Linked DNA regions of Homo sapiens: region 1 is linked to region 2. A link is a contact called in ENCODE Hi-C or POLR2A ChIA-PET data. All regions are on one chromosome and are shown on one strand. Each heading gives the region's core, a stretch centred on a gene start or an enhancer-like site at or near the end of the contact. The rest is flanking DNA. Distances are from core to core; before and after follow the strand shown. Region 1 has its middle 210 kb from the start of RUNX1. Region 2 holds the start of LINC01426 (long intergenic non-protein coding RNA 1426).

Region 1 (7,269 bases), core at 1,249-3,748, 510 kb after region 2:
AATTACCTCATACCTTGAAATTAGCAGGGCCTCCTGATCAGGGAGTGGGAGCAAAACATTTTTTTTCTTTTATTAGTAAGTCCCATTAACTCTGGTTCTAGCTTTCGGTACTCCCTGCCTTTCGTAAGGAGTGTCACCCTCACAATGACACAATGTTCTGCCTGTTTGCATTACTAAACACAGGAGGTGCAATGGGGAAGCAGGCTGCTCATAAAAATGAGTTCAGACGCTTGCTACAGACGTGACAAATACCAAGCTGATTTTTATGCAGGGAATCCTGTCTCATTTTATGTGAAAATAAGGTAATAAGACAAAAGGAGCTATAGGACTCCAATTTTAGCTTTTTTAAAAAAAACAACATAGCCATACTGATATCCTATGAATCACTACCCCTGCAGTGGAGTCATTTTTTACGGGGTGTGTGTGTGTGTGTGCGTGTGTGTGCTTGTGTGTGTGTAGGGAGAGAGAGATCCCTCTCTACCCATTAGTATAAAAGTTGGATTTCTCAACAGCTTGACAATACTGGAAACGTCTCGTCAGTGGTTACTCCATCATGATAAGTATTATTGTGTGATATTTTTTTTCTTAACAGAATGAAAACAGATGTCATTTGATATTAATGCCTAACCCCAAGTCAATGGTAACAATTTAAGAAGATACTTGAAGAAAAGAAATGAAACTGTAAATAGAATTGTTATAAAGTAAAAACTTCAGGAGTTTATTTCATCTTTTAAGAAAAATCAGTTCCATTTCTTTCTCTCTCTAGAGAGGTAGACAAACACACACAGAAATTCTTTCTCACTTGGAAAGGGTAGCGCCATTTAACTACTGTAGTCATGAGATGGTGAGGGTGGTAGCCAGGAATGGCCCTAAGTGATCAGCAGGATCAGGGAGAGAAAAAAAGCACCCTGTGAGAATGCTGAAGGGTTTGGGAAGTGTTTCTAACATTTCACCAGTCGTTTTTACTTAGCAGCTTTAGATTTTAGATTAAAACAGAGGAGAGATGAGGAAGGCAGACACCAAGATGGGGAATAACAGGGCAGGAGCAACAGAAACAAACAGACACATTCTCAAAACCCATTTGTTTCTGTTACTGGGGCTATTCTCATTCCTTTCTCTTTATACCCCATTGATACCCCGATGTCCTCTTCATTTTCCCCAGTTGTAGAATTTCAGTTGGCCTCTGACGCCATGAGAAGAAACGAACTCAGTCCAGGCCAATGCAAACGTTTTCCTACAACTCTCTCCCACTTTCCCAAACCCTCCTCCCCCAGCAGTGTCTTCTAATGGCTTCTGTACTCTTGATTTAAATCGCCCTAAATCCCATCCTCTCTTCTACTTGATCCTAATGACTAATCTGTTCTGCCAAGAAGAGATGACACTTCTTGTCAGCCCTTGCCTTCCTGTGGTCAAAATTAATTCGTTCACCCAACATTCATTAAGCACCTACCATGAGGTAGACAGTGGCAGGCAACGCCATCACAATCTCTGCCCTTGAGAAACCGCCACAACTACAGTGCTCTATCATTCTATACGAATGCAGACGGCACAATCATTCTCTTTTGAACCTAGAATATATATTTTCAAAGGTTCAGATCTAAAAAATTGTTTAATGAATTAAAGTACCTAGCAAACTCTCCTGGTCAAAAATAGCCATTTAATTTACCAAACTCTATTTAATGCAAGGATTTTATTCTTGGGAAAGGAAACTAATTCCTTTTCTATTGTGGCTTTCAGCCTGGTCTGACTATCAGAATTAGGTTTTGGATCTAATCACAAAATTAACTTGATGATAGCAAACACAAATCGTCAAATCAGATTTTTCTACCAAATAAATGCAATGGAAACAAGATCTCTCCTATCTACGGAAACCATGATCTCATGCTAGAATTTTAGGGAAATAAAGCTTGAACCCTAATGACTATTCATATCAGGAAATATTATTTCTTGTTTGTTGAAATGTCTACCTGTAAGGAACAAATCTAAGATACTTGCCTTTAAAAAGTTTAAAAAATAATTTGAAGAAAAAAAAAGGAAAATAGGTCTTGTGTCAGTGTTGAGTTAGTTCAGGTAATTATGTTTCTTTCTCCTAAAATAATCATATTTTGTAATTAAAAAACTCACAACAGCCTTTCATCGTATTTTTATACATTCCCTTCTGTGTTATTGAGAAACTTGTATAAGCTCACAAAATATAAGTATGCTCTGCTTCTCATGTATTTTTTCCTTTGGATGGTTTTGATTTGTTTTTATTGTTGCTCCATTGAGTAACTTTATAACACCATAACATTTTGTAGAAAAGGATTCCTAGATGAATGAAACCTTTCTGAAATCCTAAAAATCTTACCTTTGCCAAGCTAGCCTTACTGGCATGAAGCCTGCTCCACTTCCTGGTTCTGACCAATAATTTTCTATGCGAACGTCATCATCAAAGCTTGCAGGACAACTTGTGTGGAGCATTTCCAGATACCCGTCCTCCCCTCTGTTATTTCAGTCAACAGCTGCTCAGCCTGTTCTTCCCATCACCGTTCATGATTGCGTTAGACAAAAATCCACCTTTAAATAAACTGTGAAAACTGAGAACGGCAAAGCAACCAGTGGCAACTAAGAGGCACTCTGCTGTTATCAACCTCAGCTCACAGTCTTGGGCGCATGCCCAGCAGGACTAAATTCTCTATACAGCAAGGGAGAGTTTCAGCTGACCTGCTGTGAATGCCCCAAGTGAGTCACTGCCGTTAACTCCATCAGTGCCACTTGCTGTCTACTTGGACATTTCTGAACAGCTGCTTGGCTCTAATGTCGACCTCTAACTGGAAATATGGCCTCGTCTGACTCAGTTTCAGAAGAGAAAAAGGGGGAGGCAGAAGGGAGGAGAGAAAACACACATGCCCACTCTCAATCCAGATTGACAACTTTGTTTTTTTCTCATTGATTGTGGTAGAAATAATTGTTGATGAGGTGGAAATACTAAACCCAGTTTGTCATAGTTTCTCTATTTTGTCTCTTAATATATTCCTCATGAAGTTGGATTGGGATCTTCTACTGAAATTATACGCTGCTGTGGAAATTCACAGTCCTTAAGAGCTCACCCCATTTCCATATTTTGTTTTTAACATATCCACTGAATTTTCCAAACACAAAAGTGAATATTTCTTTTATTCTAAAAATGTTGTTCATAATATTGAGAATCCATTTAGAATCAATCAACATTTTTGGAGTACTTGTTAGAACAGACTTCTGGGGTAGACATTAAAAAGGATTCTGAGAAATATCAGACATGCTTCCTGGATTCAAGAATTTATAATAAAATGAAGAGAAAAGGCCTTGTTCAAACAGATGGCCCAGGAACAAGATGAGACAGTGTGCACAGAAGTGTCACATGCCTGCTACAGCTACTAGAATCTGTGAGAGCTCAGAGAAAGGCTCTGGGCTGGTGGCTTTAAATCCAGAATGATGGTAACTGATACTAACAACTGAAGTGAAATTGACTTCATAAACATGGACGATGTGTCATAGCTGGGCATGCAGCCCAAGTGTCTAAGTTGAAGACTGAAAAATGCTCACATGGCCTCAGTATTTCATTTCAGCAAAAATCCGTGATTTATATGTGTATTGTTGTATGCACAGGCACATGTACACATGTTTTTAAACTCTTATATTGCCAGAGACACTGAGGAATTGATCATGTACTTATTCTCCTGGGATCATTTACTATTGTGTGGACAGTGAACAAGCACCAAGCCGGGTTTCTGGAGTTTAACCCAAAGAAAGACAAATAGATGAAATAGCATAAGGCTTCTTCCATTTTGAAGGTATCTTCTACCTGCTGTTTTTATTTCTTGAAAGGAGATTTCAGAGGAGAATAAAGATAGGTTAATTCTTAGTTTTATGATGATAATAATATAACTATAGATTTTCTAACAGCATTTCAGCATTTGTAAAGATTTTTCTTGAACAGTAAACAGAGGAATGTTATTCCATGATCATTGGTGCTTTGAGTTAATTTAGCTCTCTGCATTATTTACTCCACTTGACTGCAGTTTGAAGTTGAAGAGAGCATGGTCTCCGGTGCTTGGATAATGCTTCCTATGGAATATGTGAGTAGACTTAGTTACTCTTAAAGTCATCAAATGAGATTGGACCACAAATATAATACAAAAAATAATCTCAAGGTTTTAATCCTGAAAAGCTTGCAAATATTAGAAAACAATGGATCCAAAGGAAATGCCTTGATTTGGGGCCCTAAAACCAACTAGTAGTTTTCAGCATAATTTTCCAATTCATATCTAAGGCTGCTTGAATAATTAATAAACTATCATCGGTTTTCCCAAGTCACCAAAATCACACTTAGTTGTGAGTGCGATGTAACCAGATTTTGGTATAATCAAGTCTGCCTTAGACCTTATCTACAGGCTTGATGGAACAAAAGGGTTTTTCTCCAAATGGAGAGACAAGTCAGAAAGGGAATCCTCTCTGAAGGGAAGTAAGAATTGCGTGGGGAATACATACCATGGTCGAAATTACAAGTTGATTCATGAGCAGTCTTGCTTTAATACCATGGTGCGGTGATGAACGCAGAAACAGGCAGTGAAACAAAAATGATAAATAAGGTAAACAGATTCTATGGGAAAATGAATGACGACGATAATTCATTCTATGGAGGTGAGAGGATGCTGAGAGGAATTCCCAAAGAAAACAGTTGAGCTGGTTCTGAGTATGCCTTTAGCAGGCTGCCTTGGGCAAAAAGTGAGAGGGAATTTCAACCAGTAAGTGCAATATTTATTCAAGAAGTATTTATTGAAATGTCTATTATGTGCCAGGTAGTATTCTGAATAATGGGGATATCATTTTGAATACTCGGGATATCATTTTGAAAAAAACCAAGTTCCTAATTCATGATGCCTATATCCCCACAGGGAAGGCACAGAGTAAAATCAAATTAATGAATGAAAAAGTAAGTAAATAGATAAATGAAAAATAAATGAAATATACTTCTGTATTATGATGTCAAATAGAGACAAGAGCTAAAAAGAAAAATAATGTAAGGCAAGATGAGTTTATTTCCAATTATGTGGAAGTGTAAAAATGCAGGTGACTTTCATGAATCAGCAAGATCTGATTGTCCTTACAGCACAATATGCTTACTGGGAGTGAGGGTGAGAAAGGGGTGAGAAAAATGACAAAAAAGGAGGCAGAATATTTGGGTTTCAAGTCCCATATGATCTTTTAAGCCCTGTTAAGAAGTTTGGGTTTTCTTCTGAAGATAAGTCAGGAGCCATGGAAAGATTCTTAGGTAGGGGATATGGTATGGTCTGTTTTTATGTAGATCACTTCCATGGCAGTAGAGAGAACAAATTTTGGGTGATCAACTTGGGAGGTAGGGGCCTCAGTTAGGAAGCTGGTTGCTTGTGGCCTATCAGTTGAGTTGAAAGGATTATTACACACAGGCTGGCCTGTATCTGGTAATCTGAGCTTTAACTAGGAGGAATCCTAGCCCAGGTGGGTCGCTGTAAATGGTTAACCCAGTTGTAATTGATGTGCCTACTGGCCCTGAATTGAGGGGTTGCTCCTATCTCCCCACCCGACTTGCCTGGAATTTCTGCTTCTGATAATACCAGAATAGCTCCTGTCAGACAAACTGTATCACAGGTAACAACTGTGAACTCTGTACAAATTATTCAAAACCAATGACTGAATACTCTGGAGAGAGACCAAAGGCAGGCAAAGACAGAGAGGCAATCAATGCTCAGGAGAAGAACATAACAATGATAAGTTTTCTGCTTTTTACAGGCTTTAGCCAGAGAGCAGGTCCAAGTTAGGGCTACACTAGGAAATGAAAACTTGGATCACAAGCAACAGTCTTACAAGCTTGAAGAACCAGAAAAACAATTTCAGGAGACCAAACCAGACAGAAGATAGCCAGAGAATGATATCCAAAATTTCATGTATAAATTCTGCCCAAATCTCTGATGTACCTTGAACTGTGCATGCACAGGGTAGACTCTAAGCAGTGATGCCTAGGCTAAAAGAACAGAACGCAGATTTCAGCTGCTGCCCACCACAAGAATGAAAAATTTTGGATTTCAGTTCTAATCAAGTTAACTGTCTGCTTAAAACAAAATAATCAACACCCTTTGTGATTTGGTTGAATTTTCTGAATTCAGGGTCTCCAAAATGTATTACTCGCCATGTCCAGGATTACTAGATATACAAAGCAAGTTTACTAGATATACGAAGAATAAAGAAAATATAACACAAAACCAAGAGAAAAGACTTAATAAAATCCGATCCTGAAATAACCCAGATATTAGCAGACAAGGATTTTAAAGCAGATATTTTAAACATGATCTAAAATAAGAGAAATATGTATTTCATAAATAAAAATGCTAAGTCTCAGTAAAAAAATAGAAACCATAAATAATAACCAAATGAGAACCTAGAACTGAAAAATACAACGCCTGAAATAAGAAATTAACTGGATGGGCTTAATAACTAGGAGATGACACAAGAAAAAGTCAGTGAAGTAGAAAATAGATCAATACAGTCATAAAATCTTAAAAACAGAAAGAAAAAACAGATTGGCTTGTGAAAAGATTTCAAAAGGAAAACAGGGAAAATTTTTTTGAAGTAGCAATGCCTAAAATTCTCCACATTTGGTGAAAAACATAAAGGTTGGAAAATTCAATCAAAGAAAACCATACTAAGAGCCATTATGATTATTGAAAGTAAACCAGATGGCTGGGTGTGGTGGTCCACACCTGTAATCCCAGCACTGTGGAAGACTGAGGCAGGCAGATTGCTTGAGCCTAGGAGTTCAAGGCCAGCCTGGGCAACATGGCAAAGCCATGTCTCTAAAAAAATTAGCCAAGTGTGGTGGCGCATGCCTGTAGTCCCAGCTACTCAAGAGGCTGTGGCAGGAGGACCACTTGAGTCTGGGAGGTTGAGGCTGCAGTGACCATGATTGTGGTATCACATTCCAGCCTGGGTGACAGAGTGAGACCCTGTCTCAAAAAAGAAAGAAAGAAAACCAGAAAACAAAAAATTCTTAAAGCAGCCAGAAACAATGTAACACATCATATAATAGGTATAGAATAAAAACAATACAAACAATTGCTAACTTCTTATCAGTAACTATGAAAGCTAGACTACAGTGGATCAATGTCATTAATGTGATAAAAGAAAGCAAAACTTTCAAGTTATCCTTTTATATCCAGTGAAAATAACCTTCAAGAAAGATGGAAATAATCTTCAAGGTAAAATAAAGAAATT
Region 2 (7,565 bases), core at 2,033-4,532:
TCGCGCTCTCCCTGCAAACCCTGGGCCAAGCCTATTATTATTGTATATATTTCACTAAATCAATCTTTTAAAATTCTACTTAACATAGGTGCCCAGCCTAATGGTGGCCATCTTTTAGAGGAGGAAATAAATGTTCAGAGAAGTCAAGTTCCTTGTGCAAGCGGGATTCGATACAGGGGACACAACCAAGAGACCTCTGAGTCCCTCCACACATCCATGCTGTGTGTTGACTTGCTTACAAGAGTCCCCTGTGTCAGAGGCTGCCTGGCAGTGGGGACATGAGCCTTTCCCTTAGAGGGAAACATGAGATTGGGCAACAAGGGTAGTCCTCAAGGTTCTACCTCGAGACTCCAGGACGCTGGACATTGGAAATGAGGCCACACCCTGGAGGAGCATTGTCGGCTAAAGCCAAACACCATTAGCGTCTGAAGGGGATGTGGGACCCATCTAAGGTATCACATCCCTGATCACCCACCATGGGGTCTGCAGCTGGAGAGGGTCCCCCCAGGAGGGGCTGGAGCGGGGAGTTCTCTGCCCTGGGAGGCAGGTCTCCTGGCCCTTCACTGGAGTGATCTCTTCTTTTCTGATGTCAAATCCTGATCTAAAGGGAGGCATCTTCCTTCTTATGGCATGGCCATGTCTCCTGTGTTCCTTCCTCAAGCCAAATCCTTTTCCACGATGCCTTCCCCTCTGAGCCCTGTATAACCCAATAGTGCAAATATTCCCACATCCCCTACCCACAACAGGGGTGAGCACATTGCAAATGTTCCGCCGGCGAATCAGCACCTGCCTGGAGGTGTTCTTGGTGTCTGCGTCCTGCCTCCAGTACAGAGGACCTCAAATCCATGATACTTCACCTGGTGCTCCCCAGGAAAGCCTGGCAGAGGACCTGACGATTCCCAGCAAGACCAAGCACTGCTGTCCAGGGTCAGCCACGGTCACTTCTCTGCAGCTGTCATCCGGGCACAATCTCCAAATATTTCTAGCCATTCAGACGTTCACTATAATCAGAATTAACGCATGTAGAACCAAAGAGCCAGACACATGGGTTCAAACCTGCCCCACCATTTACAGTGAGAGCTTAGTGAGTCACTTAACCTGTGCCTCAGTTTTCTCACCTGTAAAAAGAACATAACAGTAACAATACCATTGAGCTGCTATGCAGTGGATGAGCTTCTATATGAAAGGTGAGTGAAAAGTGTCTGGATGTGGTGGTGTCAACCTTTCCCTGGGGTGGTGGTGGCTGATCTGTGGCACCCCACATGACAATGTCTTTGCCATGGCAGTAGATGCTGTTAAATCAGGCCCTGGGTTTGTCTTGGCTTGACTTGTTTCCATTTTCAATTGAAAATTAAATGTGGATAGACTTCAGCCTGACTCGGTCTGCTCCCTGGACCTTGGCCAGTGAGTTCTGAGTAACTGCAGACAGGGTGTGGTCACCGGGATTTGGTTATTGGATTTTTTTCCCCCTGTGGTTTTGGGCAGGTTGCTCCATGACGGGCAGCTGTATCGTCTTAGAACCGGACTTTCCGGGAGAGCCTTTGGGTCACTCTGGGCGTCAGCTGGAAAGGGCTGCTCTTGGAGCAAGCTCACTGGCCCACAGGAGGAGCTGCCTTCTTGAACTGTCACCCTGAAGCCAACCAAAGTCTGGGCAACGCCAGCTCCAGTGACTGCCGCTCCATCTCCTAGGCAATTTGCATCGCTGTTTCTGTTTGTTAGGCCTTGACCATTCCTTTGTTGTCATCCTGCGCTTCCCTGGCCATAGGCCTTTTCCCAGCCCCACCACGGCATGCCCACCTGTGCTTGGGGAGGGGCGGAGGAAGGAGCCCCAGCCAGCCATGTCCCTGTTTCGTGCTCCAGTGACCACTGCTATGAGGACTTTCCCACTGGCTCAGGCTCAGTTAGTCGAGCTGGTGTGCCCCGCTCTTAGCTGTTCCCCAACTCTCCTAGAGTGTGCTAATTCTGACCCAGCTCTCCCAGGTGGAGGATGCTTTTCAAACATGTCCTTGGGAACCTCTGCAGACCCATTCCCAGCCCATTCTCCATGATTCCAGGCCTGGCCAGGTTGAAAACTTCTGTAAATTAAAACTCAAATAAAGAGAGTATAGCTTGGGCATACCTTTTGCACATGCATATATATGTATGTGTGTGCATGTGTGTGTGTGCATGTATGTGTGTGCATGTATGTGTGTGCATGTGTTGGGATTTTTTATTTTTTAAATTTATATTTATTAAAAAAATTTTTTTTGAAACAAGGTCTTCTTCTGTCTCCCAGGCTGGGCTGCAGTGGTGTGATTATGGCTGACTGCAGCCTCAAACTCCTGGGATCAAGCAACCCTCCCACCTCAGCCTCCCAGAGCACTGGGATTACAGGTTTGAGCCACTGCACCTGGCCTATTTAAAAAGTTTGTCTAGAGCAAAAAGTCCCTAGACCTGCCAGTCCAGGGCACTAAATCACAAGAACACCAAGGCCAAACAGGCTTGAAGTCTCCAGGCTCCTCACTGGCAAACTCTACTTCCTGATCCCTTAGTGGGTTGAGGTGCCAACAGCCCCCTGGGGAGGAGGGGGTTGCATTATGGCCGTGGAGAGACTCTGAGCCTTATCAACGGTGTGGGGATGACACCCTTTTCGGAGCACTTTGTGAGGCTTTGTGCCATGCTGGGCGCTTGGCGTCAGAGACAAATAGAATCAATAACTGTGCAAAAAAAGTTGCCAGATAATTTATCCCATTGGCACCGAGCCTAGAATTATAATCAGATCTTGACTTCTTCAAAGCCTTCTTGCTTTGGATTTTCCAAATCGAAAATAAATATTGGGGGCAATTACCTTTCCTTAGTTCTCTGATGTATGAAGGGGAGTTTTCATCTATTAATTTAAGAACCCTCTCATTTCATTCGGAAGGTATTAGCCCATGGAACTTGTTAACTTAATATCAACACAGTCTGTCTAGGTTTTGACTGAAAAGAGAAAGGGGTTGTTATGCTCTAGGTTAATATTTTCCTCTCTTTAAGAAGTCTTGGGTATGCCAGACACTTCTCGGACAAAAACAGCTGTTTTCTTCCCATTGCTGAACGCATTGTTTGTGCGAGTTCACTTACTTGCTATACTCAGAATATCCTCCAGGAGTCAGCAAATCCCAACCTCTGGACGTGGCTCAGGGCCGCCCTGCCCATTGCTGAGCTGATTTGGAATTTGGGCCTGAGAGAGGAAGTGATTATTGGATGACAGGCTGCCTCCTAGGGGGCTTCTCTGGGCTTGCCATGAAAGCACTTCCGGAGGAAAAGCAGAGCTCCATCAGTCTCTTTTGGAGAGCTGTGAACGTGACCAGACCTATTAATTACTTAACTGAGGTGCTGAACTTTGAAAATGAAAGTTCCGGTGGGGAGTTCTGTCCTTTCCAGCCTGGGGAGCTCTGTCAGGGCTCTCCTGAGCGTCTCTTTCAGCTTATCAAGCTCGCTCGGGGACCGTCTCTGGTAAGTACAGGCAACCCCTCCAGCCAACCCCTCCACCCTGTGGGCCGGGGAAGTGTCTCATCGTTGAATCCACTTGCAGGCACTTCCTTGATCTCAAGCCCCACCACGCTGCCCCCAGAGTCCCAGCGAGTGGCTCAGTCACACTGGTGCGTGCCTCTCACCCGCTCTGACCTCGTCATGGGGTCCCCGAGGTGCTGGTTCATGCAAGGCTCTGTGCCTAACCAAGCTAAACACGGTGGGGCTGGGAGCAGAGGCTCACACCTGTAATCCCAGCACTTTGGGAGGCCAAGGCAGGTGGATCACCTGAGGTCAGGAGTTTGAGACCAGCCTGACCAACATGGTAAAACCCCGACTCTACTGAAAATACAAAAATTAGCCAGGCGTGACATCATGCGCCTGTAATCCCAGCTACTCGGGAGGCTGAGGCAGGAGAATCGCTTGAACCTGGGAGGCGGATGTTGTGGTGAGCCAAGGTCGTGCCACTGTACTCCAGCCTGGGTGACAGAGGGAGACTCCATCTCAAAAATAAATAAATAAACAAACTGGTACAGTGCCCTAGTGGCTTTGTGGCTCTGGCTGGGGGAGGAGGGTGGGTTGCATAACTGAGCAGCACCTCCAAGCACGATACCAACACTGCCCAGGGCCTGGCAGAGTCTACAGCTGGTCCTTATCCATGAAACTGGGGGTGAGGGGACGGGGACTGGCGGGGGGACAAATCACCTGCACAAGTGGAACAAAGATACAGGAGATAATGACAGCAAATGGAACGTAGAGTTGATGCGTTCATTGACAAAGAATTTCACACCCTGCATTATCTCACTTGAGCCCCATGAAGAGCCTGTGAGGTGGCTAGGGATGTGGAAGGAGTAGATAGGAGAGGCACAGAACAGGGGAAGGAAGGAGTGGGGCTGGGAGTGAGGACCAGGAAGGCAGAGCTGGCCCCTGGACAGGAAGAAAGCCCAACTGCCTCCCTCCCTCCCATCTGCCCTCCTGCCTGCCCTTTTCCAATAAGATGGAAATGCTGAAGGGGTTAAAAAGACAGCATTCTAAAAGCTGAGATCCTAAAATTGTGACCTCCCCTGTGATCTTAGCCTTCGTGTCAACAGCATTGAAAATGAACCTTGGTCGGGCACGGTGGCTCACGCCTGTGATCCCAGCACTTTGGGAGGCCGAGGCGAGTGGATCACCTGAGGTCAGGAGTTCAAGGCCAGCCTGGCCAACATGGTGAAACTCTGTCTCTACTTAAAAAAAAAAAAAATTGCCGGGCATGGTGGTGGATACCTGTAATCCCAGCTACTTGGGAGGCTGAGGCAGGATAATTCCTTGAACCCAGGAGGCAGAGGTTGCAGTGAGCTAAGATTGTGCCACTGCACTCCAGCCTGGGCAACAAGAGTGAAACTCTGTCTCAAAAAAAAAAAAAAAGGCAAAAAGAAAATGAACCCCTGGGAAAGTAGGCCTTGACCACTCTGCTGCTCTTATGGAGTTCATTCTTGGAGATGTCGTGAATAGATCTCCTTTGCATCCAGATGGAAGAGCAACAGGAACATTATTAAGAAACTAAAAATTCTAGATTCATTGGAAAAGGCTTTGAGAGAGAAGGGACAGGGAAACCCCTAATTCCACCTCCCTGAAAACAGTGTGTTTTCCTCTCCTACACCAGGGCCGTGTGTCTTTCTGTCTACGTGGCCCAGCCACATTTGTAGCCCGTGGCCTGATGGAGCTCTGATGAGTCAGTTTCATGTCATTTTTTTTTTTTTTTTTCAGAGAGAGAGTCTCACTCTGTCACCCAGGCTGGAGTGCAGTGGCATGATCTCGGCTCACTGCAACCTCCGCCTCCTGGGTTCAAGTGATTCTCCTGCCACAGCCCCTTGAGTAGTTGACGTTACAGGCACCCACCACCGCACCCAGATACTTTTCGTATTTTTAGTGGAGACGCTGTTTCACCATGTTGGCCAGTTGGTCTCGAACTCCTGACCTCAAGTGATCTGCCTGCCTTGGCCTCCCTATGTGCTGGGTTATAGGCGTAAGCCACTGTGCCCTGCTTCATGTCATTTTTAAAGAGCCCACACAACTCCTGTAGCTGCATTACGACAACCTCAACGGCAAGACCTCGACGTGATATTACTCCACGTGAAAGTCTAAAAGGCGCTGAGCACAGTGCTCTGCCAATGGTGTGTCTTCCAGCCTCGCTTGCTGAGAGAACAGATGTGCCGGGGAAGAAATGGACAAAGCTGGGAAAGGAGTCTAACTTCTTCAAAGCGGTTGGGCACCGGTGAGGCTCTTTTGGTTACAAACCACAGAAATGGATTCTGGTTTATCAGTTTAATCTCGGTGTAACTAAAAGTGGGAAGTACTGGAAGGAGACGCATTTCATGGGCTCAGAGGTGACCTTGGGGCACTGAGTTGGCCCTTCTGTGGCCAGGTGTCCCTCTCTCGGGGACCTGCCTTCCCATGCCCCAGTCTCAACTCTTGGTGTCTGTCTAATCTCAAACTCCCAAGAGACTGGATTGGATTAGATCAGTGTGGTGTAGCAAGAGGCACTGTGTGTGTGTGTGTGTGTGTGTGTGTGTGTGTGTGTGTGTGGTGTCATTAGGGAGATCTCAGAGAACAACCACCTTGGCCAACTTGTCTATCTCACGCCAGACGTTTTCACCCATCGTTCTGTCCAACCCTACATAATCCTGCCAGGGGGCTATCAGTTTTTTGTTTATGTTGAACGCTAAACTCAGCAGGAAAGAACACTGCTTTCTGGGATTTTCTTCATTTAAACCTCTATTGCCTATGAGAACAGTGTATTTTCTTTAAGGGCTACCAGGTTTTCTATTAATAGAAAATTAAAAAAATAGTGAGAAGTACCAAGAACAAAATTAACATCACCCATCATCCACCATTCAGACAGAAAAATGGTCCCCTTTGACTGATGTTCATCAGCTATATAAATCTCTACACACACACATATACACCCATACCTACTTTGAAGTAAAAATTATGAAGAGCACATTGTTTTGTGACCTTTCTCTTCACGTGCCGTGTTCTCCATTCTGTTAAATATTCACTTCCATCTTTTTAAATGGGTGCTTAATAAACTTTGACTCATACATGTTGCAAAATTTGTTTAATCAGCCCTCCATTGTCGCTTATTTAGGTGCTTCAAATTTTTTGCTGTTATTAGCACTGAAGTGATAATCATTCTGGAAAAAGTATCTTTATACATCTGTTGGATTCTTTCCCCAGGATAAAATTCTACAAGTGAAAATGCTGGGTTAAAGGATGCCCATGAAAACATTTTTAGATAAGCAGAATCCAATGCTCTTCTGAAACATTGTACCATGTGTCTTCTCCACCCAAGGGAACACTCAGTATCACTTAATTACAAAATATTTTTATAGTTTATATGAGAAAAATGACATCTCATTACTTTTTTTTTTTGAGACGAAGTCTCGCTCTGTCACCCAGGCTGGAGTGCAGTGGTGCGATCTTGGCTCACTGCAACCTCTCCTTCCTGGGTTCGAGTGATTCTCCTGCCACAGCCTCCCAAGTAACTGGGATTACAGGCATGCGCCACCATGCCTGGCTAATTTTTGTATTTTTAGTACAGACGGGGTTTCGCAATGTTGGCCTGGCTCATCTCGAACTCCTGATCTAAGGTGATCCGCCCCCCCTCGGCCTCCCAGAGTGCTAGGATTACAGGCGTGAGCCACTGTGCCTGGCCGACATCTCATTACTATTTAATTTTTTTTTAATTTTACCTTTTGTGAAGATACAACTTACAGAAAATGCACTCATGTTAATTGCACAACTCAATGAATTTTTGTGTATAGAGATGCCCATGTAACCACTACCCAGATCAAGGTACAAAACATTCCCACCACTCCAGAAGGCTCTCTGTGCCCTCTCCCAGCTAATGTCCCCCGATCAAAAGTAATCTCTATTCTAGGCTTTTTCACCTTGGAACAGTCTTGCCTTTTTCTGACCCTCATATAAGTGGAAATGTACAATATCTGCTGTTTTGTGTCTGGCTTCTTTTGCCCTGTGTGATGTCTGTGAGATTCACCTGTGTTGGTGTGTATTGGTATTTTTCTCATTCTCAT

The links. Hi-C counts contacts between places; a loop is a spot of excess contacts on that map. ChIA-PET counts read pairs that join two places held with the same protein, here RNA polymerase II (POLR2A). Pooled maps may share reads with other maps.
Region 1: a pooled map shows a loop between it and region 2 (2.3-fold over the local background). The contact joins the enhancer-like site here to the promoter of LINC01426 in region 2. A Hi-C loop is called at or near these places in 1 of 168 maps with a recorded cell type or tissue (posterior vena cava) and 1 of 50 pooled maps. POLR2A ChIA-PET finds 5 or more read pairs at or near these places in 1 of 52 experiments (MCF 10A).

The regions. Positions count from the first base shown.
Region 1 is chr21:35,254,118-35,261,386 of GRCh38, forward strand. No RefSeq gene overlaps it. Among named protein-coding and RNA genes, the nearest start is that of RUNX1, 210 kb to the left of the region's middle. Within about 2 kb of position 2,499, at least 29 of the 41 ENCODE cell types and tissues checked have a DNase peak (open chromatin) inside an H3K27ac peak, as active enhancers do.
Region 2 is chr21:34,742,543-34,750,107 of GRCh38, forward strand. It overlaps LINC01426 (long intergenic non-protein coding RNA 1426), which reads left to right and starts at 3,283. Exons shown (of 3, transcript NR_038885.1): 1 at 3,283-3,474. LOC107985515 (a long non-coding RNA gene) reads left to right here. Exons shown (of 3, transcript XR_001755016.1): 3 at 89-1,396. RefSeq lists enhancers at 3,162-3,663, 3,664-4,163, 4,370-4,664.